Linked DNA regions of Homo sapiens: region 2 is linked to region 1. The links are chromatin loops, found by intact Hi-C in ENCODE. Cell type or tissue: heart right ventricle. All regions are shown on one strand. Each heading gives the region's core, and the rest is flanking DNA. Links, peaks and the distances in the headings are about the cores only.

Region 1 (5,377 bases), core at 110-5,109:
GAAGCTTCAGGTATGCCCTGATTGGAGGTCACTGGCATAGGCCATTCAGAGTCAGGCTAAATAGAAGTGGCGCATCTTATATGATTGTTTTGGGGGACCATATTTGACCTTCTCTGAGTAGTTCAGAGTTACAAGGGGAGGCAAAAAATAGTGAAGCTGACCACCATTGATCAAGTCCTTATTGTTCTGGGTCAATTGCTGCAGAGGTTGTGGGTATAAACCAAAAATAAAATTCTAAGGCCCCCCAGTCATCTGAGTGGACCTCCTCCTGAGTCAGTGCACTCTAAAATTTAACCTGAAAGACTGGTTCAGGCCATGAGGGGAAGGAGAGTCAGACTTGCCTCACTATATCCTCCAGCATCAACATCAACACAGACCTTAAGTCTGATAAGAAACCTTACAATCTATTATCTCTGAAGCCTGCTACCTGTAGGCTTCGTCTGCATAATAAAACCTTCATCTCCACAAACTCTTATGGTAACCCAGATATTTCTTTCTACTAATAATAACGCCTTCAACCAATTGCCAATCAGAAAATTTTAAAATCTACCTATAACCTGGAAGCCCCCACGACCTCCTTCAAGTTGCCCCACCTTTCTGGACCAAACCAGTGTATATCTTCAATGTATTTGATTGATGTCTTATGACTCCCTAAAATGTATAAAACCAAGCTGCACCCCGACCACCTTGGGCATATGTTCTTAGGACCTCCTGAGGGCTGTGTCACGGTCATGGTCACTCATATATGGCTCAGAATAAATCTTTTCAAATATCTTACAGAGTTTGACTCTTTTCATTGATGGGTCAGAGCCCTACAGGCATGTACGGGTTGACCATTGTCCATTTGTGTATTTTCCTGGGCTGGGACAGGTCCTCAAAATTGGTATTGGGTACCTGGAGATGTTTGCTTTTCTTAGCTCTTTTCATCAGTCCACCCATTCAGGCTCAAGGCACTGGGTGCCACATTAAAAGCCTCTGCAACGACACACTGTGATCTAGGGAGCTTCCCCAGGTCTCAACCTGACCTTCTGTTCTGACCATTTGCCTCATACTCTGACCATGTGGCTCCCGATCCTGAGCTGATTCTCTTGGGCTGCCTCCTGATTCTAGGCCTTGATTCTGATCATGAAAACTCATGGGAAACGACGTCTGGCAGATCATTCCACCCCACCTCTGACTATGCTCAGACTAGCCCTCCAGGACCTCATCCACTAGACTTCCCAGTGCATTCATCCAAGGAGAATATCAGGTAGGCCTATTTTATAAAGTTAGATGAAAACCAGAAGGCCATCTGGGCTATCACTTAAGACATTAAGACACAGCGCAAGCTTAAAAATCAAGTTTTTAAGTATGGAGTCCGTGGAGATAAAAGTTGGGAGTCCTACGCTCAAAGAGGGAAAGAAAATGAGCCAGAGACTAGGGGATCTATGGTATGCGGGCCTCCACACAATTGCCCTCTGGCTATGATATAATCAGAAACACCAAGTACATCTTTGGTCTTGTAGGTGAAAAATAATAACTCTATTAATTTTTCAGCTGGCCACCCAGCCAGCTTGTTACAAAACACAGATTAATAAGAGAAAAACAAGTTTATTAGCATGTATATTTTATATATACATAAGAGACACACAGGGAATGAGTCCATCCCAAAGAGACGGCTTTGAAGTACAGCTTATATAGCATCTTCAACAAAGAACAGTACATCTTTAGAGAAATGATAAAACAGAGGGAAAGGACTCTGAGTTTGTATGGGCTGGTGGCAATTTGGAGGAAGGGTTAGTTAGTAAAGCTTGTCTTCAGTGGTTAGCCTTTGTTTTCCATGGGAGAAGAGTGGGGAAGAGAGGGAAAAGAATACCTTTTTGTCTCTGTAAAAGTATTTTCCTGAGGGAAGAGAGCTTTCTTGTAATTGCTCTTTCTTAAATGCCATCAGCTCAGCAATCCTTCATATTTCGGGGTAGTGCATTCTGGTCTCTCACTGTCCATTTTTTCTAACACCAGCAAACTTAAATTTTTAAATTTTATGCAAATTTTCTAGTGGAAAGCCAGCCTGCCAAACCCAGGAGGAGGAATTCCCAAGGCTGGCCTCAGGAAGAAGGAATGTGGTTAGTGAGGCCACTCTGTTCTGGGGCCTGGCCAGCCTCACTGCACTGTGCGCTGGGATGTTGTATTGCTTTCCTGTGAAATGTCACATGGGTTTTTAAAATGCTATCACTTACAAGCCAGTCCCCATGCAGTCTAGGGCCCAGCTACTCTCAAGACTTGTTGACATTTTATTCCCCGTGATAAACTCTCCACTGGGTATGGAAAGCTAGTTTTGCTTTTCCTTTCAAAAGGAATAAACAGAACATGGAGAAAAGAAAAAGGAACTAAGCTTAGTGGGACCTCCTCATAGAGTATTTAATCGTCAGGATGCCTAGGGCCGGATGACTCCATTCTTTATGGGCGCTGAATTCCTGGTTTCCGCAGGAGTCACTTTACAACTGAATTTTGTCGCCTCTCTCTTTGCAAAAATCAAAGCACTCAATGGCTGTGCAATTACCAGCAATATTAATACCTATTCCAGGCTCTTCCTGACAGTTTACAGAGAGGGAGGGTGGACAAATCAGGCTTGCAAAGCTCCCTCCTCAGCAGTGGCTTCTGGACTATTGGTCCGCTGTAGGATAAGCATGACGAGGTATAAGGGGGCTAGATGAGACCACTGAAATTGGTAACTGGTTGCTTTTTTTAAAAACTTAAATAGAATTTGAATCAAATTGTCTAATAATGAAAGGAAACGTGAAGCAAAAATAGAATAAATGGGGAAATATAGCTCAGTATTTCACTGCTTTCATTAGCTAATATAATTCATTCATAAGCTCCATTGCTAAGTTTAAAGATTGCAAGTTGCTCTAAACACACACCAGTGGGGGAACGCTCTGGGCCATATGTCATGTGTCAGGAGCCCTGTCCTGAAAAAATTTCAGGGTCTCTGCTTGTGGCTCTAGGATGGGTGGAAGTGGGTTTCCAGGAGCCCCTCCTCCTTGCCTCCCTCTTATCTCCTGGGGCTCCCGATGCTGCAAAGGAAGGCAATAGGATACTTGGTTTTTTTCTTCAATATTTTAACCTATGTGGCTAGTGAGAAATCAGTGGATTGATATTTTAGCCTCACTCAGCTTTCCACTTTTTCATCCATCTTTCATCTTATGGTTTTAGCATCTATTGTTGACCTGTACCAGAATCAATGACTTCACTAGGGATTATAAAATGGTGATTCTTAATGATAGAATTAAGATTCTATCATTCCTTCTGTATTTATCAGATGGTGTTCTTCTGTAAAGAAGCATTTTCTTTAAAACAAAACAAAAAAACATCTTTCACATGTGTTCCTTTTGTGACTAGCAAATAACTGGGCTGATTCTTTAACACTTGCAACAAGTCATGGGAATAAAATGTGGAACATGCTACATATTCAAGTGCCTCTTCTATTACCTCCTCCCACCATTTTTTTAACCAAAGGCACAGTGCTATGTGCTTTAATTTTGTTATTATTTAATATCCATTCATCTAACACATACTTACTGAATGCCATGTGCCAGACAGTATTCCAGGTGCTTGGGATATAGCAGTGAACAGAAAGAAATCCCTACCCTCACTGGCTTTCATTCAAGAAGAGAAAGGCAGATAATAAACATAATAAATGAGTAAAATAAACATGTTATCTGGTGACAAGTGCTCTGGAGAAAAATGAAGCAGAAAAGGAGGAAAGGGGTTGGGGAAAGAGTTTGCAATTGTGAATAGTGTTGATAGGATCCCTGAGAAGGTGATATATGGGTAGAGGTCCTCAGAGCTCAGGATCTAAGCCATGCAAACACTTAGGGGAGAAGAGCTCGAGGCAGAAGGAATAGTATGTGTCAAGGCCCTGAGGCAGAACCATGAGCAGGGACCTGCCTGAGTAATAAGGCAGCCAACACGGCTGGAGGTAAAGAGGTCAGAGAAAAGGTCAGAGAGGATGGGGCTCCATATCCTGCTGGGTCTTGCTGGTGGACCACTGTCTGGATTTTAGCTTTTACTCAGAGTGACACAGGCAGCCATTCAAGGGTTCTGAGTAAAGGAGTGACATTACGTGACTCATATTTTATCAAGATCTTTTTAGCTGCCAATTATCCCAACTCTCAGAGAGAAGGCCGTTACTACCCTCTTTTTATACTAGAAGGAATGGGGACTCACAGAAAGTAATGTGATGTATTCCAGGTCACCATCTATGAGGGAGGGAAGCCGTGATTCAATCTAGGCCATGATATATCAGTTTATAAAGCAGAGCAGACTAACAGACCTTGCTATTAAGGAACGAAGTGGGGTTAGGGGTTGTCTGTGCTGACAGATGGCACAGCCCCGCAGCACACTTGCTCTCCATTTTCTTCCCTGTTTGGCAACAAATGCTAAGATGCTTAGCACTGGGCAAAAGCTATGCTATTAATCTTGTCTTTTCTCATTGAGGCTTCTCATCTTTCCAAAAGATGACATTTCTAGAATCGTAAGTGCAATAAACTTAAGGTCATAGAGCACAGCTCTTAAAAAGACAGTTTCATGAGCTGTAAAAAGTAATCATGGTTTGTCAAGTCAGCAGATCTCTCCCCTTCCGCCTTCTAACTGTCACTAATGCTTTTTGGAGAGAGCACAGTTTTGTTCTTTTACTTTTCAGAGTTGTTGAAGGGGGAGAACTATTTCTTTACACAGAGGGCCCTGCATGGCAGCTTTAACCACTTGAGACTGATAAGATAATTTTACTCAAGAGTTTTGTTTTTTTTGTTTGTTTTCCTGCCCTCTCTGTTGAGACAGGCCACCAGCTGACCAAATAATTGCAATAGCGGTTGGGAGATGGTAAATTCCACAGAATAATCCAAGGAAATTCCAGTTTTTCTAATAATTGAATGATAAGAATATTTATGTGATCTTTTCTGCATTGCACTGGTCTCTGTGAGGAAAATCAGGTGATAGCATAATTCATATGGAAATAATCAAGCTCCCTTTTCAAAAAAGAATGACACTTTGGGAGGCCAAGGCAGGAAGACTGCTTGAGTCCTAGAGTTCAAGACCAGCCTGAGCAAGGCCTGTCTCTACAAAACAACAAAAAATAAAGAAATTAGCCTAGTGTGGTGGTGCCCACCTGCAGTCCCAGCTACTTGGGAGAATGAGGCGGGAGGATCACTTGAACCCAGGAGTTCAAGCTATGATGACACCACTGCATTCAAGCCTGGGCAACAGAGTGAGACCCTGTCTCTAAACAAAAAAAAAAAAGAAGAAGAATGACATATAAGCAATGTCATATTTGAAAGTGTACTGGGAATATAAGCATACTTTTTGTACCCAAATTACATAAATCTGAACATTATTTGTA
Region 2 (5,377 bases), core at 290-5,289, 110 kb after region 1:
TATTTGCAAAGTGCTTAGAACAGTGCTTACGAAGAGCTCTATAAGTGTTGGTTAAAATAAATTATGTTAAACTTTGTTGAGTCTCATTGTCATTATTTATAACCAGTCTGTAACACAAAGCAATGAACACTCTTAAACTGTATGACTGTGCCGGTTGAGACACAAGACAGTTATCTGGTAACTCAATATGCTATGAAATCAGGGCTGGAGGCCAGCAATCCTTTTGCCCCAGTTCAGCCCACCCTGCCCTGTGTAACTCAGCCAAGCTTCTGATCCTTGCTGGTTCACACCTCTTGCCCTAACTGACTGACACATAGTAGGCTCCCAATAAACATTTATTAAATGAATGCATAACTTTTTCTCACACAGGCCTATCCAGGATTGGTGGAAGCAGTTTGTATTTTTTTGCTTTCTGTTATTCTTTGCAAAGGAATGTGGCTAAGTTTTCGAGGTACTACTTACCTATGATGAGATTTCCTGAGACTATAAAATGAAGCAACAGCAGAGAAGAGAGAAGGCTTCTCTTCTTTGGCAGTTATTTATGGCCCTGGATCTGTGGGTAGCCTGAACACAGAAATGCATATCTTAGTCATAAATTGGTCAGCATTCTGGAAATCTGAAGCCTTGAGATATTAGTAGGTTGGCTTTCAAGCTGCTTCTGCAGAGGTCTGCACAGAAATTCACATGTACACACTCAGTCACTTCCCTGCCTGCCTGTGCACCCTGGCCTGTATTCTGGGAACCTGCCAGGACACACAGGCCTGTCTGCCTGCAGGGTTCCACCCCAGCTGAGTCCTGAGTCAATGGTGGGGCTGGTAGCTGAACCACAGACCTCAAGATGCTCAGGCAAGCCCTGCAAAAGTCTCTGTTCCTGCACTGCATAACAAGCTTCATAGGTTTTTTTGGCTAAAAGGTATTTAAATGGAATCATTTTTTTCCATATTACTTTGAAAAGTTTATTTCATCAACCATGAAAATGTTTAATCATATTATTGGAGGTTTTAAGAAAACTCACCATGTTGAAGACGTTTCTTTTTTACTCATTTGAGGTAAAGAACACAATGATATTTAACTTTCCTCAAGGGGCACAGCAACTTAGACTTGAGATGAGCAATGCTTTAGGAATCACAGGGCATGAATGAGCCAAACAAGGAAAGAAAAGTCTACCCCTGACAGACTCAGGGGTCTACCCACTGAGTACCCCCGCGCCAGTGTAAAGTAATGTGTTGGGTTCAGTTTGAGTGATGGGTCTAATAAAATAGATTGGGGCCCACTGCCTAGCCAGCTTGCAAAGCCACTGATGCTCCACTAGGAGAGCACGTACCATGTTTGCTCCCCAAAGCTGACTCGTTCTAGAACTAGCACAGCCCTTCCCCCAGAGAGCCACATTCCCTTTAGGGGGCAGACATTTGGATAGAAAAGCCGTAGGAACACCTAGAAGGCTGGGTCTGGGGAGCTGGCCTCCAGCCTCTCCTTTCATCCAGCAGAAAGCACCTCTCTCTGACAGTTTTCACCCCCATCAACAAAATCAGACTGCTCTAAGCTGCAGTCCCGGGCAGGCCTGCCCTAACACCTTCTAGCAGGCCTAGGGAAGAGTATAAATGGAGGTCTGCCTAGCACAGGTCTAGATTTGTAAAAGTTACACAGAAGCTCACAAATCATTAAATATGCTTGCTCCTCTATATTGATAAATATATCCAGAAGGCTGAGGACCCATTTAGAATTCAGACTCCTCACAGTTCTGCAGCAGAACGTCAGAGCTTCTGGAAAACTGGATGCTATCACTTAGGTCCCAGCCTATGACCCATCCTCCTGTCCTTTCCTCCCTGGCTCTGTCCAACATCAGTTCTCACTTCCATGAACTGCCCACACAGTTCCTCCCACGCACTGCCCACACAGACTGCCTTGGCCACCCCTTGATGGAATACACTAGATTGCACCTGGGTGTGGGAGGGCCTTGGCTGTTTGGGTAGCCACCGAGGGGCAGTCTAGGGGGCAGTGCAGGCAGGCCGAGGGAAGCCGAGCTGAATCCCCTAAAGAACAGGGCCCAGGCTGGGACTCATGCCTGGGCCGTTAGCACCAAAAAGCAGATCCAAGGCAAACAACCAGCAAAGGCGAGGAAAAGGTCAGGACTGCTGAGTTTCTTGGTGATGGGGCAACTTTTGTTTGCGTGAACTGGGAGGAGGTAGGGAGAGGATGGGAAAGGGGAACCAAAAGGTCTGAGTGATGCGCCACCCAAGGGGTGAGAGTGAAAGAAGCCGAGCATTTGCCTTCAAGATGAATCAGGGTCAACTATTTGGGAGTTGGCGTGGACTGAAAATGGTGGATCAAAATTTATCTCTGGAGATATCCCCTGCCTTTCCCAAACACAATGTCAAAGAAAGGTCAGACATTAAAGTAACCACAAGGAACCTAAAAATATGGTCTTCATAGCTGTAAGACTTTGAAGAGCTTTTCTTTTTAAATGAAGGGGGATGGGAGTGGCATCTTAATCAAGCAGCCTTTCGAAGTCCTAACGGTTTTCAGGTTTTCTCAAGACCTTCCTATAAAACCAAAAGACACAGATGAATTTATTTTACAAATTTAAGCACATATGGGAGAAAAACAGCACAAAAAGCCTGAGGTTTGGTGACAAAAAGAAATCAAGAACAAAGTAGCAGGAGAGAAGTCTTTTAGAGTTTTTCAGACAAAGAGGAACTGGCCGAACATGATGCAGAGAGGAAGGCGGTCTCAGAGCAGCCTCTTGAGACTCTATAATGCAAACATTCTGTTTATTTAACAACTTTGTTCCCAGAAGTTCAAATTCTCACTCTGCCTACATTCAATTCTGTCCGTATTCTACAAGGCAACTGGTATTTCTTCACACCTCTTGCCCTGCTGGGAGAATCACAAAAGACCCGTCCTCTCTCTTCTCTGTGCCCTGGATCTTGTAGCCATATCCAGTAGGGTTTTGAGACCTGGGGAGGATAGACGACTATGAGAATGAGATCAATAAAGCAGCCAGGCTTGGGTGTGGAGGTTAACAGAGTGTGAGGGGATTGAAGGAAGAGACAAAAATTACTTTTGTCACCAATGAGAAGTTTTAGACTCCAAGAGGTTTAATAACTTGTCCTAAAGCAAGCGTGGAAGCCAGAAAGTCTGCAGACCCCCAAATGCCAAACCCTGCTCCACGCAGCAGGATCCAAGCACAGCCCAGTTACCCTCATCCCCGCACAGGGCAGAGAACCAGAGCACAGAAGATGACAATACCCAGAGGAAATCTGAAAAGCAGCATGAAGGTAATTACAGATTGGAAGGAAACTTATTCCAAAGACTTAGAGCTATATAACCTGGCCCAGCGACTGCATTGCTAAAAGGAAACACAATAGTGGTGGATATGAAATGAACATTCAAAAGGCATAAACAAAGGCTTAGGCTACTCCAAGGGAAACATAAATTCAGTGATGTGATGGAAAATATAGGCTTGATTTGAGGAGAATTACTATATTGGGAAGATCTATTAATCTGTTGATAGTCTCTCAAAGAAAGTGATGGCAGCTTGCTAGCTTGCTTCATTTAAAGTCAGTCTGTATGAGGAGCTGGAAAATACATTTCGGGGAGCGGGACTGAGCAGCGGGAGAGGGATGGGTTGCCCTCATAAATCTTGTTCATTTTTCATCTTGATGATTTTTCTCTCCCGTTTCCTCCCATTCTCTTTGTATTCTCATCCAAATGCCCCTCAGAACAACAAAATCCTCTCCCATGGAAATTTCTTCCTAGGCTAAGGGAAGGGAGGTGCTGCCCCATGGACTGGGATTGTGAGTGGGGTGGATAATTGGTCTGTTTCACTCAGGTCCTGCAAGGCCAACAAAAGGGGGGTTTGCCCCATGGGTTATCTTCCTCTGCTGGCCTGGCTTCTCTGTGCTCAAGTGGGGCCTGTGTCTCCCCTGCTTGGTACCCAAGGACTAAACCTTTAAGATGCCAGCTCTTAAAATCAGGAGTCGAAACCCCAGTACAGAGGGCTGAGATGATCCAGGTGAGCTAAGACACCTTTTCAGCTCTGGTCAGGAGACTGAGCGACAGCCTTTCACACCCTTACAGCAGGAGTGTGACAATTTCCCTAATGCTTTTTCAAGGGCTTTCATTTTTATCCAAATAGCTTCTAGCATTGCCAAGTAAAAGGAGAGGTGTTGCTATTGTCCAAACTATAAGCGAACAGCACAGTCTTATGTGAATCCAATTGAACGAGAGTTTTGCTGGAAGGTCCAAATAGCAAACCACTTTTTCCAGATGTCACAAAGCCTGAGGTCTGTGTGAAGGAAAACGCAGTGCTCTGGACTTTTCATCTGGTATATCTGTGGAAAGACCCCTTAAAGAAAATGTTTACTTCACACTCAAGCTGCTCTGAGCTCTGAGGGTGCCCCAACAGCCCCTTGATTTAGTATTTCAGAAACACACTCTTGTGTGAGAGGCGAAATTATCCTGGGAAAAAATGGGACTTGGACCCTAGGTTTTATTTGCTGAAATAAAGATTGCAGAAATAGATAGGGACAGAGAAAATGGTTTTGAAATATGTTCCTTGTTATAACCCTGTTGCCAGCACTTAAATAAAAGGGGGTTTAAAGAAGTAAATCCCTGCTCGGCATCCCAGGGGAGCAATTCTGTCTTAGGGATCTTTGCTGACACAGCTGATGCATACTCAAGACATCTGCAGGATGAAGTGCTCTGTGGCTAAAAGTAGAAGAGAATCCACTAAGAAATAGCCACACCGTGTGGAAGCGAAACCTCATCAAGCTGTGCAAATGTGGCTCGTGGAGAACCTAGCCTGATTTCCTGGATTTACACAGTACGCAGTATAAATCATAAAACCCAAAGAACGAATTAGACTTTTAATCATAAAATATTAGCATAAAAAGGCCGAAAGCTGACACCAGCTTTGTTCTCCGAGGCACACAAAGGGCTCCCTTAGCCTTCCCACCTTGACTCACTCACATTCCTTGTCTACCACTCTGTCCCAAGTCCCTGTCCTCTGCCTGTCTCCCAAGCCCAGTTTATCAGACTAAACGTGTGTCCATTGTCAGAAAGCTAGCTTTGTTCCATTCCTTCTAAGTGGGTACATACACTTACCATCCACTGGGGTTCCTACATGTTCCAACGGGTTAGGGGCACCTTGTTCATGGATAAGTAAATTGGCTTCTGGGAAGCTCAGCTTATTATGCAGTATCTCTGGCATTTCAGAGGTTGGGGAGCTTGGGTTCTTACTGTCACTTCTGGCTCTTATTCCTGCTCCTGAATTCCCTAGTGTCACTTCTGGCTCTTATTCCTGCTTCTGAATTCCCTTTCTCTTGTCTATTTCTTACCTCTGGAATGTGCCATCTCTTCTCTGTACTACATGACC

Evidence for each region. Peaks named below come from ENCODE experiments on the same cell type or tissue, not always from the same donor. Only the 100,000 strongest peaks of a DNase experiment are listed, where the experiment ranks them.
Region 2: it touches region 1 in a loop (2.6-fold over the local background); 15 of 110 quality-filtered maps call a loop at or near these places.

What each region holds. Positions count from the first base shown.
Region 1 is chr13:50,690,752-50,696,128 of GRCh38, reverse strand. LOC107984568 (a long non-coding RNA gene) reads left to right here. Exons shown (of 3, transcript XR_001750074.2): 2 at 931-1,249. Among named protein-coding and RNA genes, the nearest start is that of DLEU7-AS1, 110 kb to the left of the region's middle. In heart right ventricle, for the core only: no CTCF peak of the experiment used is centred there; a DNase peak (open chromatin) is centred at 2,128; H3K4me3 peaks cover 630 bases; H3K27ac peaks cover 4,843 bases.
Region 2 is chr13:50,584,662-50,590,038 of GRCh38, reverse strand. No RefSeq gene overlaps it. Among named protein-coding and RNA genes, the nearest start is that of DLEU1-AS1, 60 kb to the right of the region's middle. In heart right ventricle, for the core only: no CTCF peak of the experiment used is centred there; no DNase peak of the experiment used is centred there.